3 separate regions of the Homo sapiens genome follow, and all the other regions are linked to region 3. The links are chromatin contacts, found by Hi-C or POLR2A ChIA-PET in ENCODE. All regions are on one chromosome and are shown on one strand. The core of a region is the stretch at or near the end of the contact, and the rest is flanking DNA. Distances in the headings are between cores, read along the strand shown. Region 1 overlaps TNFRSF21 (TNF receptor superfamily member 21). Region 2 holds the start of CDC5L (cell division cycle 5 like). Region 3 holds the start of ENPP4 (ectonucleotide pyrophosphatase/phosphodiesterase 4).

Region 1 (3,446 bases), core at 174-2,673, 1.1 Mb after region 3:
GAAATGCTTTCTTATTCAAATCTATGTGGTTCCAGGATTTCAGATATAAATAAGGGTTCATATAATGAGGTTACCAGCCTCATCACAAAACAATTTATCTGAATCTATTCAATTCCTAAGTTCGGACACTGTAAAATACTTGTATATAATGATTTCTCCCTTAAAAAATAAAAACAAATACATCACCCTAAAAAAAAAGTTTCAGATGATGAGAGACAATGATTTTAAAATTATTCTTCTGAGTGTGAATTCTTGTTCAATTCAATCCAGAGTAAGGGGTCTTGGCAAGCAGAACCCAAATGTACCCAATTTTTTTTTTGCAAACAAAAATCTTAAGAGGCAAATGGAAAAATGCTGATTTCTAAATGCTTGAAAGAAGGATTATCAGTTATAAGAAATTTAGAGAAAGTCTTCGAAATGGGAATATGGACTGGAAACGTATACATACATAGATAAAGCAAATATGCCAAAATGTGAATAACAATTGAATCTAGATGGTAGATTTATTATTTGTTGTAATGTGCTTCCAAATTTTCTTTGCTTCGTAAGTCTTCTCTTAAAACATTATTTTAAAAAATTAAAGAGAAGGGCCAAGAGTCAAGTAACTTTAAGAGAAAAATTCCCCAAACTTTTCCTGGGCTTCTAATTGTTGAGTTAAAACCTCTTGTTTTCTTTCCTTCTTTCTTCTTCTCCTGCACAGCCCAGACTTTAGTACATGAAGCAAGGAGGTGCTTCCATTGCATAAGTAGGGAACAGCACCAACACTTAAATCTAAATTGTCAATTGCCAAGTGGACAGCGAGGGCCATCTGCTGTCTAGAGCTCCCTGGGATCACTGGATGTCATGGGATGGAAGAAAGAACAGGAGCACAACACCAAGATGTTCTGCTCAGCTTCCTTGGGAACCCCCAAGCCAGACCACAGAGATGGCATAGGTGAGTGAACCTTAAGCTGGGAGCCAATGCAGAGCCTGCAGAACAAACTCACCCACCATCAGGGGAATCTCAGGATTAACCTGGCCAAAAAAATGCCAAAACCACTGGGGAATTATTTTAAAAAACACTCCCACTCACCCCAGATCTGTTCAAGCACAGAATAATGAAAAGGTTTTGTTTCAACTGCAACCTTACTTAAGGCCTATGAAGTTAGACTAGGTTAGCTGGTCACGGTGGGTTTCTCGCTTAAATACCCCAAACTCAAATCAAGGTAGTTGGCTATAATTTTCTGTATATACCTCGTCTTAGAATTCTCATCATTTCTAAGAGTTAATTTCAAAATTGAGCCCCAAAGTCTATAAATCCACCCCCATTTAAGTCAAAGTGTCAATAGCCAATCCTTGCCCTAAGCAAGAGAGCTGTGCCTTTCCTGTATGTACAGGAGAAAAGCCACAACAAATAGTGCTGCACAAAGCTGCCAAAGCTGGTAAGAACCAGCTGGCTCCGGAGGGAGGGAAAAGGGGGGGCAGCCCCGCCCCGCTACCGGCACGGGTGTCTGCAGGCTGTCCAGGCTGCTGACATCAACGGTAGTGGTGTTGCAGCCCTGAGCTGACTCACTGATTAGCTTTCTCAAAAAGAGGAAGTGAGGACAGTGAATAAGTGGGTTCTCTTGGTTCAGAGCTGGAGCCCACTCACGTTTGAAAATATTGCCAAGACTTTTAAGAGCTCAGCACCATCGGAACATGAGGAGATCATGCTCCATTGGAAATTCCTTAGGTTTCCCTAAACTTCTATTGGAAAATCTTTCCCACAAAAAAGCCTTTCGATAATTCTATCCATGAGAAAAAGTTTCGCAAACCTTTTTAAAGCTTGCCATAAGACACTGTGGAGGATGGAAAGTAATTTCGTAGGAAACTCAAGACCTTGAAGTAAGAAGGCTTAAGTTCATCTTTATGACTCGGGCTTTTTGAACTCATCAAATCTGATTAAATTAGCATTGCATAATAAGTCCATTAATTAGATTCATGCCATTAGAATTACAATGCATATGGTCTACAAGTCTAAGTTAACCTTTGACCTTAACCTCTGACTTCCAAGTCTCGGCAACTCAGTTTCCCTCCGTGGTGGTAACTACTGTTACCAAGTCACAATATACTCTTCCAGAGATAGAGACAGTCTATACTTATACCAATAAATAAGTATATATGTTCTCCACCCCCCTTATTTTTTAAAACAATTTTTAACATCTATGTATATACTGTGTGTGTGTGTATATATATGTATATATTTTTGCAATATGGTGGCACAATGTACATACTGTTGTTTTTTTGGTTTTGTTTTTTTCGTGTCTCCCAGGCTGGAGTGCAGTGGTGCAATCTCGGCTCACTGCAGCCTCCATATCCTGTATTCAATTGATTTTCGTGCCTTAGCCTCCTGACTAGCTGGGATTACAGGCATGCACCACCAGGCCCAGATGATTTTTGTAGTTTTAGTAGAGATGGGGTTTCACCATGTTGGCCAGGCTGTTCTCAAACTCCTAACTTCAAGTGATCTGCCCACCTTGGCCTCCCAAAGTGCTGAGATTATAGGTGTGAGCCACTGTGCCCCATCCTACATACTATTCTTCACCTGGCCTTTTTTCGTTTAACCCTTCTTGAGGTTAGCACATGAAGAGCTGACTCACTTCTTCTGACAAGTGCATGCTGTTCCATTGTACAGATGTTCAATAACTTAGATAACCAGTCCTCTAGTGAAGGGCATTTGTAGATCTCCTCACTCTTTTGCTATTACACATGACACTACAATGAATATATGTGTACTTGCATCATTCTGAATGCATGTGAACATGTGTAAGATATCTTCCTAGATGTGGAATTATAGGTCTCCATGCCAGCCTGAGAGGTTAAAAATCTGCATGTTTAAAAAGTCTTCAGGCTGGGCGCGGTGGCTCACACCTGTAATCCCAGCACTTCGGGAGGCCGAGGCGGGCGGATCACAAGGTCAGGAGATAGAGACCATCCTGGCTAACACGGTGAAACCCCATCTCTACTAAAAAATACAAAAAAAATTAGCCAGGCGTGGTGGCGGGGACCTGTATTCCCAGCTACTCGGGAGGCAGAGGCAGGAGAATGGCGTGAACCCGGGAGGGGGAGCTTGCAGTGACCCGAGATGGCGCCACTGCACGCCAGCCTGGGCGACACAGCAAGACTCCGTCTCAAAAAAAAAAAAAAAAAAAAGGCTTCAGTATTTCCTTCTCTGTGAACTGTCTTGTTCACAAGACTGCACATTTTTTTTCTTAATTTGTAAAAACTCCTTATTTTTCAAGAAACTGAACCCTATGTTTCAAACAATTTCAACCTGTGATTATTTTGTCTTTTGATTTGTATACGGTGTTTTCTGGCTTGTGTATTTATTGTTAAGTAGTTGCATTGTTCTTGTACGGCTTCTGTGCTTTATGTTATTCTCTACTGTTGTGATTATAAAAACAAAACATTTCCCCCAAGTTTTTTTT
Region 2 (3,748 bases), core at 378-2,877, 1.7 Mb before region 3:
TGGTAGACAACTCCTGGGTGTCACGTGTTGGATGTTCAGCAGTCAGTAGAGACTGACCTCCTCTATGCTCCAGTGTTAAAATCTCGAAGACCTAGTATTTGATAGCACAACAGGGTGACTATAGTAAAAAATAATTTAATTGTACATTTAAATTAACTAAAAGATTATAATTGGATTGTTTGTAAAACAAAAGATAAACACTTGAGATGATGGATACCCCATTTACCCTGATGTGATTATTATGTGTTGTATGCCAGTATCAAAATATCTCATGTACCCCATAAATATGTGTGTACTATGTACCCACAAAAATTAAATATAACAAATTAAAAAAAAACCGCCCCATTACAGGAGAGGTCCAAATGAAAACATTTTGTTTGAGTTTAACTGGCCACAGGTCCAATGGTTTCTTATACACCACACAGTGGGTAAACAGCTCAAGGGCGGGCTGCCCGCCAGCATAAACCTTTGAGTGGCAAACACTACCAGGGTGGCCATGGAAAATGCCCTCTTGCTGACCATAATTGCACAGAATGTGTGTAAATAAAAGCTAAAAGGAAAAAGAAAATTCTGTAGCTCTTCCAGAAGAGGCAAACGGAGAAATGAAGAAATATAAAGAGATAGGCACTATATAAATACTAAGTACTATAAATAGGGCATTTCCCAACCCACTAAATATTTTGATATTTTCCAGGGATGGAGCCAGAGATGTTCTGGAAGGATGAAGGAGACTGCATGAGTAATTGGGGTGGGGTAGCAGAGAGTTTGCCAATCCCTACCTCACTGGGTTTTAGTTATGTTTCAGTTAATCTGCCTCCTCATTTACGAGGCGGGTATTGTTAGCTCCACTTTTCAGATGAGGATACTGAGATTCAGTAAGGTTATTACCCAAACTTATGAGAAAGCCAAGATTTCACAATATTTCAACCCAACTCGACTTTGTCTAATACCAGTGCGTACCAATGGCATTATTAATCCAGACTGGGCGATGAATTAAAAACTCTGACGTGACGTTTCTGCAGGTTTCTGGAAGAAGCCTGGATCACCTGGGGACGGGGTGAAGTTGGCGTTGCCCTCCTTGCAGTAATAGCTGCTATTGTTTTGCAGCAGTTATTATGGATCAGATACTGTGCTGGGTCTATGATCTCATTTAGCCCTTACGACAATCCTGTGAGGTTGGCATTACTATGATCTCTATTTTACAGGTTAGGAAACTGAGCCTTAAATAAACTACTGGATTTTCCTGAGTATTCTGTGAATAAATTCCTATTACTGAAATACTTGAAAGGGCTAGATTAATAAATTAACAAAGCCTTCTTCGGAGCAACTGTGCTGAAATTCCGTACGCGTGACGTTCCCACCCTCTGCCACTCGGTGACGTCACGATCAATCCCACCACTAAGTTCCCAGCCAAGCGCTACCGCCGCTATCTCGCGAGAGCCGTAGTTTCTTCCATTCTGTTTTGGACATGCGCGGGGCGTAAGGCGCTTTGGCCAGAGTGGTTTGATGGTTTTGTGTTAGTCTTCCTGCAGCTGAGCTTCCACAAGACACTTTTTCCCTTTCAGCCACCCAATATCTCGCGAGACTTGCTATTCTGCGCCCCCTCCCACCTTGCGCTTGCGCAGATCTTCAAAGCAGAAGGTCGCGCTTGGAGGAAGTGGCGGCTTTGAGTCCGGTGGCCCAATCGCTGTTACTACTTCTCTGAAGCTCCTCTCGGCTGCTTGCCGAGACACCCTGCCGCCAAGATGCCTCGAATTATGATCAAGGGGGGCGTATGGAGGAATACCGAGGTAAGTCTCCTTTTCCCGCCGTCCGCTGCCCGCCGCTCCCTCTAGCAGCTTGTGCGCACGCGCGCGGAGGTCGGGGGGGCGACGAGGAGACCCTGTGGGGTCTGCGTGGAGGGCAGCCCGGGGGCTGACCCTTGGGGCCCTTTCCGTGTGTCTGGCCCCGTGTTGTGCGAGCGCCAGTAGGACAGGGACCGTGATGTCACCACCTGGCTACTCGGCTCCAAGCTCACTTGTTAGGCCCTGAGTGAACATTTGTTGACTTGAATACGCCCCCTCCCACCCCGCCCCCCCGCCCCCCCCGGCCCCGGGAAGAACTCAGAGTTCCAACTCAGCCAGAGTTGGTCCCCCGGGGCACCATCCACTCTTAGTCCAGGCACCACGACTCTGTCTCATACTCAGAAATAAAGAAGTTGCCGTGGCCACAACTTTGTGTCTCCATTGACTTCCTTGCAGAGGGGAAGCAGTTTGAGTGCCAGGTTCAGAGAGCCCGTTTATGCCCGCATCTCTCTGGTTATCTGTTATCAGGGCATAACCTGTCTGCCATCTCGACAGATCCCAAGGTCTGTCTCTTTCTGTCACTGCCTTTGCCTAGATAGAAGCCAGAAAGGAAAAACTGGCCTAGGATAGTCTCTGTTTCCAGAAACGTAGTGGATAGTGCCATTGGTGAGCCAAAGGGCAGTAGAGTGGGAGTGAAATAGAAATTAGATTTTAGTGCGTTTTGTGTTCAGAGTGTACCGAATTTATCAGTTTCTGGAGCACATCATGTCTTTTCATGCTCTGTGTCTTTTTTTCGTTACATTTTATGGCTTCTTTTTTTTTTTTTTTTTACATCTTTTGCCTTCCTAGCGCTTGACATCTTTCTGATCATCCTTCAAACCTAGTTCGGAAACACTTCTTGGAATCTCTGTAAGAATTAATTGCACCCCCGATATTCTCATGATACCTTTTTCTTCCGTTTGTTAAAACTTGCTTTGTCTTTTTGTAAGCATCACATCCTCTGTGTGGTACTCGGTAAGTTTCTTAACTTCTGAAAGCCTCAGTTTTCTACTTTTTCTAAATTGGGATAATAATACTTAACCTCTCTTGAGGATTACACGAGTTAATACGTTTGGAATATTTAGATCAGAGTAGGGCACATAGTAGCCTCTGAGTAAGAGCTAGTTGCTCTTTCACCTCACCAGACAGCATGGCGAGAGGACCAGGTCTTGGTATCCCTAGGACCTAGGACAGTAACCAACATGAAGTAGGTTGCTCGACAGGTATTTGCAGAATGAATCAAGTAGAGTAGGTATCTGCTGTATCTATTTAATTGAAAATGTGTTTAAGTGTAGTTGTACTGCAACCAAGTTACAAAAAAGACAATGAAAACTGCCTCAGCTTCCACCGAGGGAACCAGACTGTTTAAATTGGAGAAGAGATGACTTCTGAGGGAGAGACAGATATAAAATCAAGTAACAGTAGGATTCCTATGCAGTGGTCAAAGCTCTGCAGTCTTTTTAAAAAGTATCTTTGATCATGGGAGATGTAGAGGATGGAGTGGGGTATCTCAAGAGGCACGTACCTCAAATCCAATGTGGGAAAAAAAGCCTAGAAGTAAAATCGCCTAAGTGCATGCATCTATGGCTCCATTAACTTTCTTGTCTTTGGCTTGGCTTGCCAGGCTTCCTTGAGGTTGGTGCATTCCACATGGCAATGGGTGCCCTGGTGAAATGGTATCTAGAGATGGGGGGAAATTGGAAGGAGAGCTGACTAGTGGGGTTGGGGTAGAAATATGTAATTCTTAGGTTAGACCTGAGATGTGGATTCTTGGGTCATAGTTGGGGTTAAGGGGCTGGAGGGGAAATGCCATGTATAAACTTGAGACAGGAGGCTTGGATTGGAGAATATATTCACCAGAGTCCCAACTTGCTTCTTGAGGCCTGGATATGTCCTGTTTGATAAGACCTTTCCCCAAGGGAAAG
Region 3 (3,629 bases), core at 1,028-3,527:
ACCTCAGTTTAAGATGTGGACTGCATTGGTCTACAGGTAACCATATCCTTTGCTGGCTTAGATTTGGATATGTGACACAATTCTGTCCAAAGTGATTAAAGGAGACAGTTGCTGAAGACTTCTAAGAGACAGAAGAAATCTAGACGTCATTTCTATCACCCAGTGGAAGTGAAAAATGAATTACATGGTTCCTGTTGCTGCTGGTAGTTATATTTACCACTAAAGGAACCAGAAGTCTACTCTGTTAAAAGCCAAGTGTAAAGCTGCAAAGAACTGAGTACATTATGAAATCGTTGAGTTGCTAACTCAACCAGTCCTGAAGTCTGCCTTACCTCTGGACTTCTTGTTCCACAAGACGATAAATATCCTTACTATAACAGGATTTTGGTTGTGGTTGAAATGGTAAATATATAGAGGATAACAAAAGTTTAGGGCCAAAGGTCCTTATGTGTCATTTTGTCCCTCTGTTCCTGACCACTTTATCTTACAGAGCAAGAGCCCAGGTGGCATGAGACTCCCTAATTTAACCCAGCCACACAGGCAGTAGCAGTGGATAAAGAGAGTCCTCTCCTGATGCCCATCCAGCTGCTATCTTCACCACACATCTGACCTAGATGGCATTCAGTTTTGTCCACCCTTTAAGCATACATATGCACCTACTGAATGAACAAACAGGATATGCACAATACCCCCAAATGCCACAAAATTTAAGTTCTGCTAATCTTAAATGTTATGTCATTGGACATTACCTAAATTCCCCCAAAACTTGGCCTTACCCTGACTATTGTTCAAATTGGGGTACTTTTTTGGTCATAATGATAATAATCCCCAAAACAACATGTGTCAGATACTGTGCTGAATACTCTACTCGCTTTCCTCATTCATTTGATAGTAAGAGGTTGGTATTGTAACAAGACGCGTTTTGCAGATGAGGAAATGAAAGCTCAAATAGGTTGAGACACTGGCCCATGATTGCTCTGCTGGTGAGTGACAGAGTGAGTATTCAAACCAGGTTCTAGGGTCTGCAGGTTCTAGGGATTCAGCTACAGACCCACTACCATCCCCTCCAGCTCTGAAAGCCCATGGATCTAAGATGCCCATATTCACCAATGCACAGGCCAACCTGAGACTTAAAACTGGAATTAATTTATCAAGGCACAAACTAATAATCAACGGAATACATCTATTGCCAAATCATCTCCATGGCTGCTTCCAGATTGTTGGTAATAGCTATACTGTAAGGTTCAGACCAAGGGGACCAACGTCAGAATTTGTTATCTAAGGTCCAGTACTGCAGTTTACTAATCCAGGTACTGGATTTACAGCTATTAAATACTTAACACTTGAGGATATCACATGTGATTAATATTCTTAATTTATTTGTACTTTTTATTTGAGCTGGAGATACAGTAGTGAACAAGAAAGAAAATACCTTCTGGAGCCTGCATTTTAACAAGCGGGACAATTAAATTCAATAGTGATTTAGCAAGTACTTCTATACCAAGTTCTGTTTGGCACTACAGATAAAAAGAAAAAAGATGCTATCCTCTCACTGCCAAGTGTGCCTGGACAACCCAACTGTTAGCGAATAATTCTACTTCTGTTTGGTAACTGCTCTTTATGTTGGAAAGTTTAGTTACATTATTCTATTAAATAACCTTCCAATTAAAAGCAGGAGCACAATCCCACATACGCGTCTGTCAAAGTAAGCACCCATTTCTCAGCTGTAACTCATTACTGGTTCCCTGCCGCAGGCACTGTGCTGCTTTTAACCTTACTTGTAAACTATTACCTAACTTCCCCGGTAAAGGTGCTCGCTTATCCAGTAAGACGGACAGACGTCTATGGTAGATCCACGTTTCATTTATCCCAACTCACTGGAACTGGCTGAAGCTTCTCCAGACTTGTGCCGGACCTTGGTGCAGCCAAAGTTGCTTTCTCCGCGGCCACCTAAGCTGCCAGGTGCACATTAACTAAGTGGCAGAAGGCCATCGGCTTGGCAATTGCCTGAGGCCTTTCCGGGACTCGCTGGTTTTTAGGTTCCATGAAGGGCATCCAGATCTAGGATGATACGAAAAGTGCGTGGTGGGAGAGTGGAATCAACCTCTACTCTTAGGTCCGATACAACCCCTCCAAGCACCTGTCTAACCAATCGGAAAGAAAGTTACATTCAACGCTGGTTCTAGCATCCAATCCAAGGACGTGTTTCAGACTCTGCTGCCCGGTCCCAGCCAGCCCTGAGCTGGCGCCTTAGACGCTCGCCTGGCAGCTGCGCACACTCGGAGCGCCCCGAGCGGCGCAGATAGGGACGTTGGGGCTGTGCCCCGCGGCGCGGCGCCTGCCACTGCGCAGGCGCCTCAGGAAGAGCTCGGCATCGCCCCTCTTCCTCCAGGTCCCCCTTCCCCGCAACTTCCCACGAGTGCCAGGTGCCGCGAGCGCCGAGTTCCGCGCATTGGAAAGAAGCGACCGCGGCGGCTGGTGAGTACGCGCCTCGCGCGCTCGGCGTTCTGGGGGGCAATGTCACCCCCTCTCCAGTCCCCTAGGGGCTTTGAAAATAGAGATGGTGAGACCAGACCCTATGACCCACTCTCCCCCACTACACGCACATCCCCTGGGGCGCGGCGGGGACGTCCACGAAGGGACTCAAAGAGCCAGGGAGGTGGCGGGCCGAGGCGGAGGCCAGGAAGGGAAGAGGAAAGAAAAATTAGCAGGTGCTGGGGAAGGCAACCTGTGGTGTTAAGTGTGAAGGGAGGGAAGTCAGCCGAACGGTAGTGGAGGAACCTAAGGTGGGTCTGGGGTAAAATTGAGGGGAGCTGGGGCGGGGTCGCCAGGCTTTTGGTTTTAAAGGAGAACCACCCATGGCATCGACATCCGTCTGTCTGAATATTAGATTAGAGTTTATGTTAATTATAGATAATGATATTTAAGAACTAATTTCCTGGAAAACAAGCCAACCAAACAATAAAAGGTACATTTAAGTGCCTTTTTAAAGGGCTGGATTAAAAGCACGTAAGGACTTAAAAACAATGCTTCCTTTTCTTGTCACAACCACCCTATGAGATCATAGCATTCCCATTTTACAGATGACGAAAGTCAGGCTCAGAGAAGTGAAGGGACGCGTCCAACCAAGATTGTACAACTAGTGACAGGCAGATTCAGGTTTACACCAGATCTGACTCCAGAAGGGCTTTGCTTAATCAGGCAATCTTGTGGACCCAAGTCTGAAGGAAGATTTGCCAACTACTGTGAAATATCAACTGCTGGTTTCAGTATTATGAGCTTCTATTTCTTCTTTTTTCCCCTCAGAGATTGTTTCAATCTGTTTTAAGGAAATTAAGAGGCCTGCTGCACTTGTGCGTCTTCCCCCCACCTCCACTTAAATTAGTTACAGGATATAATTTGGAAGACATTTTTTTTTATGGTCTCAGGTCTTAGATTTATTTATTTATTAATTATTATTATTATACCTTAAGTTTTAGGGTACATGTGCACAATGTGCAGGTTAGTTACATATGTATATATGTGCCATGCTGGTGCGCTGCACCCACTAACCCATCATCTAGCATTAGGTATATCTCCCAATGCCATCCCTCCCCCTTCCCCCCACCCCACAACAGTCCCCAGAGTGT

What was found. Hi-C counts contacts between places; a loop is a spot of excess contacts on that map. ChIA-PET counts read pairs that join two places held with the same protein, here RNA polymerase II (POLR2A). Pooled maps may share reads with other maps.
Region 1: a loop to region 3 is called in a pooled map, with 5 times the contacts of the local background. The contact joins the enhancer-like site here to the promoter of ENPP4 in region 3. A Hi-C loop is called at or near these places in 4 of 37 single-sample maps with no recorded cell type and 5 of 50 pooled maps.
Region 2: a loop to region 3 is called in a map of CD8-positive, alpha-beta T cell, with 8 times the contacts of the local background. The contact joins the promoter of CDC5L here to the promoter of ENPP4 in region 3. A Hi-C loop is called at or near these places in 1 of 168 maps with a recorded cell type or tissue (CD8-positive, alpha-beta T cell) and 8 of 50 pooled maps. POLR2A ChIA-PET finds 5 or more read pairs at or near these places in 1 of 52 experiments (activated B cell).

What each region holds. Positions count from the first base shown.
Region 1 is chr6:47,241,173-47,244,618 of GRCh38, forward strand. The region is part of intron 4 of TNFRSF21 (TNF receptor superfamily member 21); the gene reads right to left. Among named protein-coding and RNA genes, the nearest start is that of TNFRSF21, 67 kb to the right of the region's middle. RefSeq lists enhancers at 1,289-1,418, 1,639-1,868. Within about 2 kb of position 1,424, at least 27 of the 41 ENCODE cell types and tissues checked have a DNase peak (open chromatin) inside an H3K27ac peak, as active enhancers do.
Region 2 is chr6:44,386,079-44,389,826 of GRCh38, forward strand. CDC5L (cell division cycle 5 like) reads left to right here and starts at 1,628. Exons shown (of 16, transcript NM_001253.4): 1 at 1,628-1,790. The coding sequence starts at 1,746. It overlaps LOC124901323 (a long non-coding RNA gene), which reads right to left and starts at 1,841. Exons shown (of 4, transcript XR_007059595.1): 1 at 961-1,841; 2 at 1-91. RefSeq lists an enhancer at 1,510-1,709.
Region 3 is chr6:46,127,712-46,131,340 of GRCh38, forward strand. It overlaps ENPP4 (ectonucleotide pyrophosphatase/phosphodiesterase 4), which reads left to right and starts at 2,278. Exons shown (of 4, transcript NM_014936.5): 1 at 2,278-2,478. It also overlaps a transcript of CLIC5 not described here.